Regions from separate parts of the Mus musculus genome. Here region 2 is linked to region 1. The links are chromatin loops, found by intact Hi-C in ENCODE. Cell type or tissue: gastrocnemius. All regions are shown on one strand.

Region 1 (8,000 bases):
AAAGCTACTTCTGACCAGGCAGTGGTGGTGCACCTTGGGAGGAAGAGGCAGATGGATTTCTCTGAGTTCAAGGCTAACCTGGTCTACAGAGTGAGTTCTAGGACAGCCAGGGCTACACAGAGAAACCCTGTCTCGAAAATTTCTTTTAAAGAGAGAGAGAGGGAGGGGCCGGGGAGAAAAGCTACTTCCATTTCAAACAAACATTGGGTTAGTTTTGAAATTATGTTAATACTAATCTTTGCACCTCCTTGCCTGGCTGTTTCTGTATTTTGATAGAGTGTCTCACTTGAGACCAAGGCTGGTGTCAAATTCACAGTATCTCTCCTGTTTCAGTGTCCTGGGTATTATAAACATAAGCCACCTGACTTACAATTTTAGTTTCCCCATATGAAGAAGTATGTACTGATGGGTAAGAATTCCATCTTCAAGTTTTATCCTTAGACCTCATTGCTGAAACATATTACCTATGTTTCACATGTTTATATGGAAATAAGTATACTAAATATAGTGTGAGCATCTCTACCCTAAAATCTGGTTTTTAGTTTTCTTGTTTGTTTTTTGAGACAGGACTTCTCTTGAGTAGCCTGGATGCCCTGGACGTCCTTCTGCCACCCGAGTGCCTGGATTAAAGGTGTGTAGCACCACACCTGGCTCTAACCTAAAATCTTTTTTTGTTTTTCAAGATAAGAGTTTCTCTGTGCAGCCCTGGCTGTCCTGCAACTTGCTATGTAGACCAGGCTGGCTTCAAACTCAGAGATCCACCTGCATTCCGAGTGATGGAATTGAAAGCATGAACCTAAATTCTCTCTTTCTCTTTTTAAATAAAAGATATGTGCCTAAATTCTCTCTTTATGAAATTATTTATATTTATCTGGTGCTTTCCTTGCATGTATTTCTGTATGACGGTGTATATCCCTTGGAACAGGAGTTACAGACCATTGTGAACTGCCATGTGGATACTTGGAATTGAACCTGGGTCCTCTGGAAGAACAGCCAGTGCTCTTAACTGCTGAGCCATCTTCCCAGCCCCTAACCTAAAAATTTAAAGCCTTACTTAAAAAGCAAAACTTTTTGTTTCGTATAGTTTATCTGTATAGCCCTGGCTGTCCTGGAACTCACTCTGCAGACCAGGCTGGCCTCGAAATCAGTCCCCCTGCTTCTGCTGGGATTATAGGACAGCCACACTTGGCACCGAAGTCTAAATCTTTCTAATTACCAACTTGAGGCTACAAAGGAATATTCCACACTGGACCTGACTTTCCTTATGTGACAGGTTGCAATCCAAATGCAAGTAAACAAAATCACATAATTTATTTTATATAAATTACTATCAGGCAACTGGGCACGATGGTACACACATGTAATCCCAGCACTCAGGAGGCAGAGGTTAGGGGATCTTTTTGTGAGTTCAAAGCCAGCCAGGGCTACATAGTAAGATCCTGTTTCAAAACAAAACCAACCAGCCAGACAGTGGTACTGCACGCCTTTAATCCCAGCACTTGGGATGCAGAGGCAGGCGGATTTCTGAGTTCGAGGCCAGCCTGGTCTACAGAGTGAGTTCCAGGACAGCCAGGGCGACACAGAGAAACCCTGTCTCAAAAAACAAAAAAACAAAAAAACAAAACCCAAACCAAAACCAGTCAAAATAAAAACCTTCAGGCTATGTATACAGATGCATATGAAATGTAAATGATTTACTGTTTAGTCTTGGGTCTGACCCAAGACATCACTAGGGGTAGTCCAAAATCCAAAAAATATCTCAAAGTCCTTTTGGTCTGAAGCATTTAGATAAGGGACACTCATTGCTCAGTGGTCACTATGAAGCCAGACACAGTACACCTTTAATCCTATTCTCTGGGAAGGCAGAAGCAGGAGGATTGTGAGTTTTAGGAAGGCCTTGTCTAACATATGTATCTTGTACATCTTTTCACTTAGTGCTGAAATGATTAAAACACTAAGCCCTTGACTCAAAAATCAATGACAGCATTTCCAATAAAAATAAGTTACAACCGAAGCATATCAAACACCAATCATGTGGGTACAGATTCCCATACTGCTGCTGCTCAGTGAAGGTTACAGCCTACATGCCAGCACTCACGAGGCTGAGGCACAAGTTCTGCCATGGGTTCAAGGTGCTGAAACAGGGTGAGACACCCCTGAAACACACACACACACAAAACCACAGCAACCATAGTCAATATTGCACACTGAATAAATGCTTCCCTGCTGGGTGCTTTAGCTGCAGGTCTCAGTTCATCCTCATTAAGACCCTGTTCCCTGTCCAAAATTCTTTGAAAAGTCAGTACTTTTTAAGTCCAAAAAAAAAAAAAAAAAAAAAACAAAACAAAACAAAACACTACAAATCGAGGACTCTCAGAACTGGGAAGGAGGCTGGATACCTCCAGGCTTCCAACCATAGCAGTTCATAAGCAGAGTAAGTGCCCTCTGCAAACGTGAACAATTTTACACCGAGGCCACAGGGACCCGGGAGAATGAATACCGTTTATGTATGTGGTGCAAAATCAATACGGTTTCTGCTTTGAGGTCCTTGAGTTGAGTTAATCTCAAGGCCTTGGCAAGCTAGGCCAACACTACATCACTAAGCTGTCCCTAGTGTATTCAGTTACAGGGTACCACCTTGACCCCAGGTGAAGAGACCATACTTCTTCAGGGTAGAATTGCAAATACATCCAGCTACAAGGACTCCAAAAAAGAAAGCTGTGGACTCAACTTCAGCTTTACTTTCCAAGGAGAGGAACTGAGCCCAGGTCTTGGGGAAAGAGAAAACACAAATATAGAGACCGAGTCTTTGCCATCCTTCCTAAAGAGATTGTGTCCAATTAGATTTTTCCCACCCCTGGGGGTCCAGGGCCTTCTCAAGATGCTTAAATTTTAAGTACTAATGATTTAATAGCTGTCTATAAAAACCACTGGGGTGGGGAGTGCAACTGGAGAGATGGTTCAGTGGTCAAGAGTACTGCTCTTCCAGTGGGCCAGGACCCCAATCCCAGAAGCCATGGGGGTGGCTCATAATCATCTTTACCCTTAGTTTTATAGAGTTACAGGCGCTCACATGGCAGTGCACAGACACACACATTCAGGAAAAACACTCATATGAACAAAATTAAATAAACAAATTTATTAAAAAAAAAAAACACTGAAGGGTTGGAAATATGCTGCTCAATTGTGAGGACGAGAGTCAGATCCTAGAACCCATGTCAGGCGGCTCACTCACAACCCTCCGTTAACTCCAGTTTCAAGGGACCCATGTTCTCTTCTGGTCCCAAGGGGCACCTTCATACATGGCTGACACACTCACACAAACACATACATGTAGATGCAGACAGATACATGTAAATAAAGTAAAGTATGTTGTGGTGGAAGCCATACTATGCGCTTCAGGCTGCAGAGTTGCAGCCCTACCCTTTATCCACTAGATGTCAGTAGCACTGCATACCAGTCCCCCACCTCCACCCCCCCCCTGCCCATACACACATTATATAGATAAGACAAAACAGGACTCCAGATATTGCCAAATGTACCCCTGGGAGGTGTGAGGCAGGCAAAATCACCCTGGTTGAGAACCACTGGCCTAGAGGATGGTTGTTAAAAATCCCAAGGTTCTTGGCAAGCATTTGACCCAGGGGCTTAGGAGGACTGGCATAAAGCTCAGGTTCCATTGAAAGCCTTAAACATTCCAAACAGAATGTGGGTTATCCAGCAACCACTTAAGTTCAAGCCTGAAATACCTCCAGTAAAGTGGGAGGCACTGTCTGTGGCACTGACTGATAAGTTTCATTGGCAAACCCAGGGAGCCTTGGCAACTAACTCACTCAAGAATGATTCTACAGTCACTCAAGCATATTCCACACCCCTCACCATGCTCCTCACCCACCTTCCTCTTTGCTCAAATATCACTGATCTAAGTAGGTAGGCGGTTCCAGCCCAGTATGTTTTACAGCGACAGCTATCTTTACTCTTTCCTATTTTGCTTACATCTCTTCTTAAACGTCACCCTTCCCAGAGGCTTCAAAGCTCTCCGTGTAATGGCTGAATCTCTTCAGGATACCCAAGACCCAAAATAATATATTTATTGTATTTTGTCTGTCCTCGCCTATAAGATGCTTAAGAAATTCTTGTCAGCATTCAGTGTCTATTCAGCACCTGATTCGGTAAGTTGAGTGGAAAGTAGTCATTCGTCACCAGGGTTCAAGCTTGCTCTCTAAAGCTCCCTGCAACGGTTCAGAGCCTTCATATAGATTTACAGATTCTCACCGCCCCCTGGGGGAGTGAGGTAGGGGAGGTTGGCTCTCCCCCCCTCCCGCTTTATACCAGATGAAGTGGGGGGAGTGCCATGAGTAAGGGTCTGCGACGTTTTGCACAGAAACTGCTCAAGGGAGGCAATGGCGACAGCAGCCGCCCCAACGGACTGATCTCAGAAGCTCAGGCCTGAGAAGCGACGTCTTAGACGTGGGTGTCCGTGGGGCACTAGCCAGGGAATGACGAACGGAGGTGCGGGAAGCCTGAACCTAACGTTGAGGCCCAAGACCTACGGTCACAGAAGACACAAGCAAATCCTTGAGTAGCCAGGAGAGTCCAAGATGCCCGGCTGAGGTCAGTGAGAGCCGAAGCTTGAGGGATGCGACCCCGAAGGGAAGAGCCTAAGACGCCATTTTGTGACCACAGAGGGCAATGACCACGACACTACAAGAGGAGATCCTAGCATGACTCAGCCCGTCCTGACGCCCCGGCCCAGAGCGCTGCCTTCACCCTGTTGGGCCTACCTGTGTAGCTCATGGCCGCAGAGAACACCCGAGCCGTGGACACAGACCGCTACTCTGCGCGTCTGACGCCACAACAATCCCTGGGGTCCTTCCACACACGCTCCAGCCCCGCCTCCTTATCTCATTGGCTTCTGCAAACCTCGGACTTCACGCCTATTGGTTTCGCTACCTGTCTATTTTTACACCTCTTCGTGACAGTGGTTGGAGATACTGCCAACCCCCGACGACCCCGCCTTACTCTCCGCCTCCTGTTAACAAAAACCTGCGCCAATAGGCCAAGGGGAGAAGATGGAAAGGTTCGAAGGGGCGGAGCTGCATGCAACCTAGAGGTCCGAGCCCACGCGTGTGCTCGCCTGGTGTGTGCGAGCGAGACACTTGCCAGCGTGAGCAGAGACGACCGTCTTGCGCCCCGCCACTGAAATGAAGTCAAGAATGGTAAAGCCATGTTGAAAGGAGAAAATTAGTATCTAACTGCTAAACAAGGTCCTGACAAACGTTATGTGAGATAACGTTAAAACAAACGAAGAAGGCCATGTGTAGTAGCTGACTTCTGTAACCCCAGAATACCGGAGCCTGAGACAGAATGACTCGAGTTTGAGGTCAGATTATACTATATGAATTCTAAGCCACTCTGGGTTCCAGTGAGTCCCCGTTTCAAGGAGGGGTAAAGAATTAGGGCCAGTTTCACAAAGTAAATAGTAAATATTATTTTCTTATTAATCGTTACATAACAATTAATAGTGTTTGTAAGGATATAGCTTGGTGGAAAAACATTTTATCCTAGCATGTACAGAAGGCCTTATGTGAGCTCTCCAACTGCAAAATAAAGATGCTTTTGAAAATTTTATGTGTATTAGTGTTTTGCTTGCGCGTGTCTGTGTGAGGGTGTCAGATCACCTGAACTGGAGTTTCAGACAGCCCTGAGCTGCCATGAAGGTACTGGGAATTGAACCTGGGTCCTCTGGGAAAACAGCTAGTGCTCTTAACTGCTGAGCCATCTCTCCTGCCTCTCAAAAACCACTTTAAAAATAACTGTTTATGTGTATGCTATTTGTTATACAAGTAGTATATCTCAATGTATCATATATTATTGCAAATGCTTGACATAAGAACCTATGTTCAATGCTCAGCTCCACAAAACGAAAAATGTAACCCAGTACCAGCCTTGTTCTAAGCACTATGCCTGGCTCCTCCTGGCTGTGTGGAAAGTCACCATGGGAGGTATCCTTGGAAGAACCCTAAAAATAAAACAATGGATAAACTACAGCAAGCTCTGCTTCTATGATTCATGTACCTTCTTATGGTTTTGAGAAATGTTAAAGTAGGTGTTCTATTGGTATTAAGGAATGTTTATCAATTCTTTTTAGGCTTATGTATTTGTTTTGCTTGAATATATGTCTATGCAACTACATGCACCCCCAGTGCCTGAGGTGGTCAGAAGAGGGTACTGGATACCCTGGAGTTACTGTGAGCTGCCATGTGGGTGCTGGGAACCAAATCCAAGTTCTCTGTAAGAGCAGTGTGTGTTCTTTGCCATTGAGCCACCTCTCAGTTCTTGTTAGCAGTTTCTTTAGGGGTAATAACAATGGCATTCTTTAAAAGGCCTAGATCCTTCAAAGAAACATACTGAAATAGTTGATATGATAGCCAAAACTGTTCTTCACAATTTAGTTGGGGCAGGGGAGGTAGAGAAGTATAGATTAGGCTGTTGCTGTGATTAAAAGGGCTTGTTTTTACCATTTGTCCAGATACAATGTCCTGACGATAATTTCTCCCCACTTTTGCAAAAGAAAGCCAGTTGCAGTGGACCATGTGCATGTGACCCGGGAACATGCGACATAAGTCCGCTTTATGTGTACTGCCTCTTTGGAGTGCCATACTTTCTGGAATCCTAGATAAAGTACAGCCCCATGATATCTCTAGATCCTGCAGTTTACTTTGTAGCACTTGGTGTGATTTCACCCAAGGTCTTGTTTAATTTCTGATGTCCTCACAGGTTGAGCTTAGCCTAAAAGTTAAGATTGTTTCTTTGAGACCATGGAGTGGTTTAAGCAAAGACTTAAGCTATGCTCAGGAGTTTTAGGAAAAGGTCTGTTGTGAGAATGGTATACGATCCTTGCAAAAATATACAGCTATCAGTGTAGAGTAACGTGTTACTGTGTACAAAGATACAGCTGGCTACTACCTATGTAGTAGGTAGGAAGGACTTCCATGTTACTACTTCTGTCACTGGAACTTTTAAAATTTGTCGCCTTTATATTTTAAAAAAATGGATTTTATATTTTAAATTGCTATGAAGAAACATGTTTGGGTCAGTTCTTAGCATGAGAAATCCCACTTCTTTTCCTGTCTTGGATATGACCAATGACAGTAAAGGATGAGAAGAGCCACCATACAAAAGAACACATTCCTGGGCTAAGAGCACCCCTGCAGGCTTGTCACTGAGCCTGTTAAACCCTCCTCCCCAGGCATAAAGACACAGTAGGGGAGGAGAGAAAAACAGGGTTGGGAGGGACCTGCTGCTGCCCAGAGTTGTCCACACCTAATTAGATTATCCCACTTTCCAGCACTTGGCTGGTTAGTGAGGATGATGAACTGAAAAGATACAAGGAATAAAAAAGTAGGAGATAACAGAATCTTATTACCTTAGAAATGTTCAGTAAACATTAGCTGAGCAAGAAAATAGCATTGTTTAAAGAAATAAAGTCAGGCTGGGCAAGTCAGGTACTGGTAGTGGGCAAGCCTTTGATCCAGGTGGATCCCTTGATTTTGAGGCCAGCCTAGTTTATAGAGTTCCAGGACAGCCAGGGCTACACAGAGAAACCCTGTCTTGAAAAGCAAAACACATAACTTAAAAAAAAAAAAAAATCAGGCAGGGTAATGGTGGCTCATGCTTTTAATCCCAGCTCTCAGATCTCTGAGTTCAAGGCCAGCCTTGTCTTAACACCTAGTTCCAGGAGAGCCAGGGCTACAGGAAGAAATGTTTCTTGAAAAACCGAAAGATATAAAAAAAAATTAAAATAGAGTACTTCCCTTTCCCTCTTGTTATTTGTGTTCAGATATCGCTTTCTGACATTTATCTCAGAGCTAGCAAGGTACAGCTCAATGGCAGAGCACCTGCCTGGTATGTTCAAGGCCTGGGAAGAGGTCCCCAGTATTACATTTAAAGTCCTATCTTAAGACAGCCGAGTCTCATTTCTGAACCTCATTCCCACC
Region 2 (8,000 bases), 82 kb after region 1:
CTTTCTTTCTTTCTTTCTTTCTTTCTTTCTTTCTTTCTTCCTTCCTTCCTTCCTTCCTTCCTTCCTTCCTTCCTTCCTTTCTTTCTTTCTTTCTTTCTTTCTTTCTTTCTTTCTTTCTTTCTTTCACTTCCTGAGACAGGGTCTCACTATATAGCCCTGGCTGTTCTGGATCACACTGGCCTCAAACTCATAGAGATCTGCTTGACTCTGTCCACCAGTTACTGGGATTAAAATCATACACTGCTACACCTGCCCCTTCCTGGTTTCTTGAGATGGGGCTAGGTATATGGAATGTAGCCCAGATTGGTCTTAAGCTCATGGCACTCTTTTCTGCCTAAACCATGTTTGTTCTAGAATTACTGACATGTCCCAACCGCAATGCTTAGATTCACCTCCCCGCTCTTTTCCTCCCTCCCTCCTTCTCTCTTTTTTGCTCTCTCTCTTTCAATCAATACTGGGAACTGAACTCAGTGCCTTGCACATGCCTTTGAGCCATATTCTCTCAGTCCTTGTAACTGAAAATAATTTTTAGTTATGTGTGGTGGCGTACGGCTTTAATAGCAGAAGGTAGTGTGCAGATGGCTCTCTGTGAGTTCAAAGCCAGCTTAGTCTGCATAATGAGTGCCAGGTCAGTCAGGGTTACATAGTGACCCTCTCTCAGAAAAAGAAAATTGTGTGTGTGTGTGTGTGTGTATGTATGTAAATGAAATCCTGGGGGGGTTTCTTCACTTCCTTTGCTCCCGAATAAATGAAGGGAGTGTCTATACCCACTCCAGCTTGTTGTAGCCCCTGAATAATGGCACAGAGACCTAATATATTATATATGTTAGTACACTGTCTCTGTCTTTAGACACACCAGGAGAGAGCATCATATTCTATTATAGATGGCTGTGAGCCACCATGTGGTTCCTGGGAATTAAACTCAGGACCTCTGGAAGAGCAGTCAGTGTTCTTAACTGCTAAGCCATCTCTCCAGTTTTTGTTAACTGGCTGAAAGCACTAAGTAGGGCAGGTTCTGAGCTATTCTAACCTGACCAGGCTACCAACTACCGAGCCACATTCAGCACCAGAACTAGCCATCTGGTCTTGTCCTGGCTCACTCAGGTCCATGTGTGTCTTCATGGCTGCTCTCTCATCATGACCTCATGGTGTGTCCTCCGGGTCCATCTCCTTTTCTCCTTTTCTCCTTTTCTCTACTCCTCTGATTCTGTCCTTGGAACCCCTTACTGGGACTGGAAGTCCTGCTCTATTCTCTTCTCCTGCCTAGCTACTGGCTGATCAGCACTTTATTAACTAATCAGAAGTAATGGAAAACAATCTTTACACATCATTGATACAGAAGATGCTCCAATAGTCATGGCAGTGCCAACGTCCCTATTGCAACCAGATCTCTGGGCACCGCACTCAGCATCTGAAGTGTACAGTCCACAACACCATCCCCCATTGTTTATGTTTTGTATGTAAGTGTTCATATTGGCTGTGGGCACACACTCGTGCGTGCATGTGTGCGCATGGGCACGTGTGCATGCGTGTGTGTATCCATATGTATGCTCCTGCCTGTAGAGGCCACAGGTTGGCATGGATTGTGCCTCAATTCCTATCACATTACTTTTCGTGAGAGGATCTCTCAGTGAATTTTTTACTTGTAGATTCAGCTAGGTTGGGTAGCCAGTGAACTCCAGGGATATGCCCCCTAGTTTTGGAATTACAGAAATGAAACATCATATCTGTTTTGTTTTTTTTTTTTACAATGGTGCTGAGGGTTTGAACTTAGGTTCTTAGAACATTTTTTTTCAGCCTCTCTCTCTCTCTCTCTCTCTCATTTTGAGATAGAACTTCACCGAGTGACCAGCCATTCCTTGAACTCAATATGTAGCCTAGGCAGGCCCTGAACTATCAATCCTCCTCTGTCAATCTCCGCAATGGCTGGAGTTATTGATGTACCATCAGATCTGCCCTCACCTTATGTAGCCCAAGCTGAAGGCTTGCCCTATCTTTTCTTTAGTCTTCTTTTTTGTATGTCATTTGTTTTGTGTGCCATAGTGTGTGTGTGTGTAGATGTGTGTGTGTGTACAAATTGTGGGAGTCATTTCCTTCCACTGTGAGAGTCCAGGGAATCAAATTCAGGTAGTCAGGCAGTCAGGCAGTCAGGCAGTCAGGCAGTCAGGCAGTCAGGCAGTCAGGCAGTCAGGCAGTCAGGCAGCCAGGCAGCCAGGCAGCCAGGCAGTCAGGCAGTCAGTCAGTCAGGCAGTCAGGCAGTCAGGCAGTCAGGCAGTCAGGCAGTCAGGCAGTCAGGCAGTCAGTCAGTCAGGCAGTCAGTCAGGCAGCCAGGCAGCCAGGCAGCCAGGCAGCCAGGCAGCCAGGCAGCCAGTCAGTCAGGCAGTCAGGCAGTCAGGCAGTCAGGCAGTCAGGCAGTCAGGCAGTCAGGCAGTCAGGCAGTCAGGCAGTCAGTCAGGCAGCCAGGCAGCCAGGCAGCCAGGCAGCCAGGCAGCCAGGCAGCCAGGCAGGCAGGCAGTCAGGCAGTCAGGCAGTCAGGCAGTCAGGCAGTCAGGCAGCCAGGCAGCCAGGCAGCCAGGCAGCCAGGCAGCCAGGCAGTCAAGCTGTCAGGCAGTCAGTCAGTCAGGCAGTCAGTCAGTCAGGCAGCCAGGCAGCCAGGCAGCCAGGCAGCCAGGCAGCCAGGCAGTCAGGCAGTCAGGCAGTCAGGCAGTCAGGCAGTCAGGCAGCCAGGCAGCCAGGTAGCCAGGCTCCGTGGCAAGCACCGTCATCTACTGAGCCATTTTGCTGTCTTTAGGCCCATAGTCCATATATTATCTTTGACCAGTTCTCTTGCCCCTAGATAAAGGGAAGCCTCGTTCTGTAGTGCCTAGAGACAAATTAGGTACCAAGGATTGTTTGCTTAGTATGTGAAAACCTAAGTAAGAAAGGCTTTGGGGCCAGGTTGGGTTAGGTTCTGAAATGCACGAACATCCATGCCCACACATCAGATACCCAGTCACCAACGCACCTGGGCTGGGCTGGGCTGGGCCTGGGTGGCAGCAGAAAATCTGGAGATTCCATAATGAATCACCCCCTTCCCCAAGCTTCCCTCCTAGTTCTCGAGGCCTGCCTGTAAGGAGAAAGCAGCGTCTCCGGGCTGTCTGTCAGTTAGTAAGCCAGCATCTCAGGCAAACAAACACTGATCAGAACCTGGAGCACTGGCAGAGACAGGCAGAGCCTAGGGGCTCTCTGAAGAATCAGAGTCAGAAGGGCAGGAACTTAAAGCAGGGCTAAACTTGGGATCGTGATCAGGGTGAGAAGCACTCATTATGGGGCTTTGTGAGGTGCCAAGGTCTCCAGGATTCACAGGGTGGAATAGGAGAACTGACTTCTGCATGTACACCATAGTGCATCTACACATATACACACGCACCAACACACACACATACACACACACACACACACACACACACACACACACACACACACACACGAGCACACACAAATAGATAAAATAAGAAAAAGAAGAAGAAATTTGCTATGAGGATATCGCTCAGTGGTAGAGTATTTGCTTAGTATATACTAAGGCCCTAGGTTCATTCCCTAGACCTGCAAATTCTGAATCCTAGAAACAAATCAAGTCATATTCTACTGTGGTAGGAGTCACGGCAATCATTGCAAAACCCTTGGTGATGGTGATGGTGATGACGATGTAAACTGCATGCATTGTGGAGAAGACTTCTCCTCAGGACTAATGGAGTGGTCAAAGGAACCCTCTGTGAGTTGGTTCTCTCCTTAACCATTTGGGTCTGTCCTAGTGATTGAACCCAGGTCAATCAGGTACAGGTACAGGCTTAGCGCCAAGTACCTTCACCAGCTAACTCATCATACCAATTCAAGATTTTTCATTTGATTTTTTTTAAAATTGAGATTTCTTTTTAATGGCTCACTTTGTAGACCAAGCTGGCCTCAAACTCAAAGAGATCCACCTGCCTTTATCTTGAGAGTGGTAGGATTAAGCCGGGCGGAGGTGGCACACGCCTTTAATCCCAGCACTTGGGAGGCAGAGGCAGAGGCAGGTGGATTTCTGAGTTTGAGGCCAGCCTGGTCTACAAAAGTGAGTTCTAGGACAGCCAGGGCTATACAGAGAAACCTTGTCTCGAAGACCCCCCCCCCAAACAAAACAAAACAAAACAAAACAAAACAAAAGCAAAAGCAAAAGCAAAAACAAAAACAAAAAAAAAAAGAGTGGTAGGATTAAAGTATGTGCCATTCTGCTCTGTCCTGGGTTGAATTTTTCTGTTTAGATTTACTTATTTATATTTTAGGTGGCCTGGAGGGATAGCTCAGCCAGTTAAGAGTATGACCATCTATGAAGGGATCTGATGCCCTCTTCTGGCACGTAACTGTACATGCAACAGCGCACTTATACATAAAATAAACTTAACAAAAATAAAAAGAAATATATTTTATGTGTATGGGTGTCTTGTTTATATGTATGTTTGTGTATGACATGCAGGTGTAGGCCAGAAGAGAGTGTCGGATCTCCTAGAATAGTTACAGTAGGTGCTGGGTGTGAAACCTGTGTCCTCTGGGAAAAGCAGCCAGCGCTCTTAATCACTGAAGCAGTCTGTAGCCCCTGAGTTGAGATTTGATAAGTAATGAGATTTTATTTCTTCAGTGCTGGGTACGGCTCTTCATCAGGGAGCCAAGCTCTTAGCCCCTCACTGGAGGTTCTATGCAGGGATTCTTCTCTTAGGCTGCATTCCCAGCCCACCTCCTCTCTCCTTAAGATTTATTTTATTTATGAGTACACTGTCGCCGTCTTCAGACACACCAGAAGAGGGCATCGGATCCCATTACAGAGGTTGTGAGCCACCATGTCACCACTGGGAAATGAACTCGGGACCTCTGAAGCAACAGTCAGTGCTCTTAACCGCTGAGCCATCTCTCCAGCCCTGTGTCTGTTTTTTTTTAATTCAGTTCTAGATCTTACATATATTACTGAATAGAGCCAGCTAATGGGCTGACTGTTTTCGTAAACATTTTTTGGTGGTATATAAAATTTATATGATATAAAATTGCATTATTTAAACAGTTTTTAAATAGGTGAGCTATTTTTATTTGAGTTTTGTTGATGGAGATGGAATTATCATGTGTGATAAACATTTGTTCTCTCATCCCAGCTCAAAATTTTTAATGGGTATAAAAAAAATCAAACTCTGTGTGTGTGTGTGTGTGTCTGTCTGTCTGTCTGTCTGTCTGTCTTAGTCACCACTGTTCTACTGCTGTGAAGAGACATCATGACTGTGGCAACTCTTATAAAAGAAAGCATTGTTTTTAAATGGGGGCTTGTTTACAGTTTCAGAGGTTTAGCCTATTATCATCAGGACAGGGATCATGGCAGCAGGCATGGCAGGCATGGTTCTGGATAAGTAGTTGGAGAGCTACATCGTGATCCACAGACAGAGAGACATTGGGCCTGGCGTGAGCTTTTGAAACCTCAAAGCCTACCCCAAGTGACGTGTTTCCGCCAACAAAGCCATACCTCTTAATCCTTTTAAACAGTGCTGCTCCCTGGTGACTCAGCATTCTAACACATGAGCCTATGGGACCACTCTTATTCAGACCGTCATAGGAGGGAAAGGCACCTGCTCTCAAACCTGACAACATGATTTTAATTGTGCCCCACTCCCAATCCATATGGTAGAAGGAGAGGACTAATCTCTCAAGTTGTTTCTGACCTTCAATATGTACACGCTGGCATCAATCAACCAACCAACCAACCAATCAATCAATCAATCAATCAACATAACTTAAAAAGATATGTTCAGGCCTAGAGAGATGGTTCAGTGATTAAGAACATCGTTCTTGTACCTGGGTTTGGTTCCCAGAACATACACCAGTAACTCCAGTTTCAGATGATCTGATATTTACTTCTGATCTCTGCAGGCACCAGACAGGCATGTAGCCTACAGACATGCATGCAGGTAAAGGAATCATATAAATAACACAAATAAATCATGCACACACACACACACACACACACACACACACACACACACACACACACACACGAGATGGCTCAGTGGGTGAAGCCTGCAGACTTGAGTTCCATGAAGCCTACATGGTGGGAGGGAACAGTAACTCCTGCCCTTTTTGTCTGTGACCTCCATATATATGCCATGCACGTGCCCTTCCCCAATGTATACGTGATAGGGAATGTAAAAGAGTCCTAATGTAAGGGTTTGTTGTTCGCTGGAGAATCATGCTTCAGACCCAAATGGTGTGCAAAAGCCAGGAGCGTTTTATTCTGCAGAAGCCCAGCATGTTGGAATCTCTCATTCCAAAATGGAGAGAACCAAGTGAGCTTGCACATTAGGGGAATTCCGGGATAGGTGAGCTTTCTCTTACTCTATCTCTAGGCATTCCAGAACCATTATCGGGGCGTGAAGGCTGGAGCCTGGGTTTTTCTATTAGTAATTGACTTGCCTGGGCTTCCCTGGACTTCCCAGTTCTTAGGCCTAATCAATCTCCTTAACTGTCAATTTGAAGTCTGTCATGGAGTCAGTCTGTCTCATCTCTCTCACTACAGCTAGTCAATGTGAGAAGAATAAGAAATGCCAGAGTGTTCGGCATTAAATGGGTCATTCACCTCCTCCCTAAGGCTTAGGGATCTTGGAAGAGGAGGAGGCAGAAAGATTGCAAGAACCAGAGGTCATGGGTGACTGCCACGAAACTGTCTTCTGGACATGACAGGGGACACCTGGCACACATGAACTCATGGTGGCTGAGATGCATACACAATCGAAGACAGAATCACAGCATGAAGTGGTGGGGTGGTCAGGAAGTCCCACCCTAGCTGAGAGGCTGTTTACCAGTAGCCAAGTGATGGCTGTCGGGAGGGGGTGAGTCAGTTTCCTTTAAGGTTGTGGCATCTGAGAGACTGCTCACGTTCCAGTAGATGATCCTACATCCATGAGATACAGGCAGCATTTAGTGTTAACTCACTGGGTTAAAAAAAATTTACATGAAATTGGGAGGGAGTTGAGTAGTAGGAGATAAGGCAGGAATTGGAGGTGATGGGAGAGAGAGATTTGATTAAAACACATTGCATGCATGTATGAAATTCTTAAACAGTAAAAACTCATTTAAAACATTTAACAAATTCCTGGTCTGCCTCTACTTCTAGTAAGTAGTTTCATGACTTGCCCTCATTCCGTCCACCTTGAGAATGGAAGGAGAGCCCCTCCCATAGACACTGTGAAGGTGGAATCAGGCCACAGAGATGCAACACTGTGTGGGCTGGGATTGAGGAACAGGGCCCTGGGAGTGCGTGGGAGGGTGTGCTCAGGGTTCTCTGTCCTACACATCTGTCTCAGAGGCCCCAGCTATGGCAGAGTCTAGCCAATGGGCGTAATCCATCTCATTAACCTGATGTCAGGGCTCCCACATCTGAGGCAAATCCGGGCCCACAGGACTCCATTATTTCCTCATCTGGAGCGCCCCTAGATTCCTGTGGGCTTCCGGGCCTCAGGGCCGGGACTGAAGCCCATCTAGAGCAGCTGCCAAGCTGTTGAAGCTGGTTTAGGCCAGCACAGGGATTAGAGGAGTCCAGAGTACCAAAGGAAATAAAAGCTGTTTGCTGTTGGAGCTGCTGACTCTCTGCCTCCAGGAGTCTCCAATAGGCAATAGGTGTCCTGAGCTGAGTTTCTGGAAGGGATGGGAGAGATTTAATCATCCAGGCATCTCATCCTGGAACTGGGAAGAAGTTTTGTAAATGAAGATGCAGGACTTTATGTAGATGTGTGAGCTCAGTCCGTGAGGGAGTGCTAGGGCCCAGGTTGAGTGGAGTAAATGGGCCTGGAGGGGAGGGCCTGGGCAAATAACCCCCACTGCCCACAGGCTAACTTGGTGTCACTCCCTCAAAAGAGGGACACAGGAGACAGGCACATTGACACTGGAGAGTTGGAGACAGGAGGATCAGAAGTTCAGGCCAGATTCAGTTACACATTGAATTCATT

What was found. Hi-C counts contacts between places; a loop is a spot of excess contacts. Peaks named below come from ENCODE experiments on the same cell type or tissue, not always from the same donor. Only the 100,000 strongest peaks of a DNase experiment are listed, where the experiment ranks them.
Region 2: it touches region 1 in a loop (7-fold over the local background); 32 of 42 quality-filtered maps call a loop at or near these places.

What each region holds. Positions count from the first base shown.
Region 1 is chr17:32,345,703-32,353,702 of GRCm38, forward strand. Akap8l (A kinase (PRKA) anchor protein 8-like) reads right to left here and starts at 4,875. Exons shown (of 14, transcript NM_017476.2): 1 at 4,785-4,875. The coding sequence starts at 4,797. In gastrocnemius, no CTCF peak of the experiment used is centred here; DNase peaks (open chromatin) are centred at 3,435, 4,526 and 4,961; H3K4me3 peaks cover 3,188 bases; H3K27ac peaks cover 5,859 bases.
Region 2 is chr17:32,427,815-32,435,814 of GRCm38, forward strand. No RefSeq gene overlaps it. Among named protein-coding and RNA genes, the nearest start is that of Pglyrp2, 11 kb to the left of the region's middle. In gastrocnemius, a CTCF peak has its summit at 4,381 (motif pointing left); no DNase peak of the experiment used is centred here.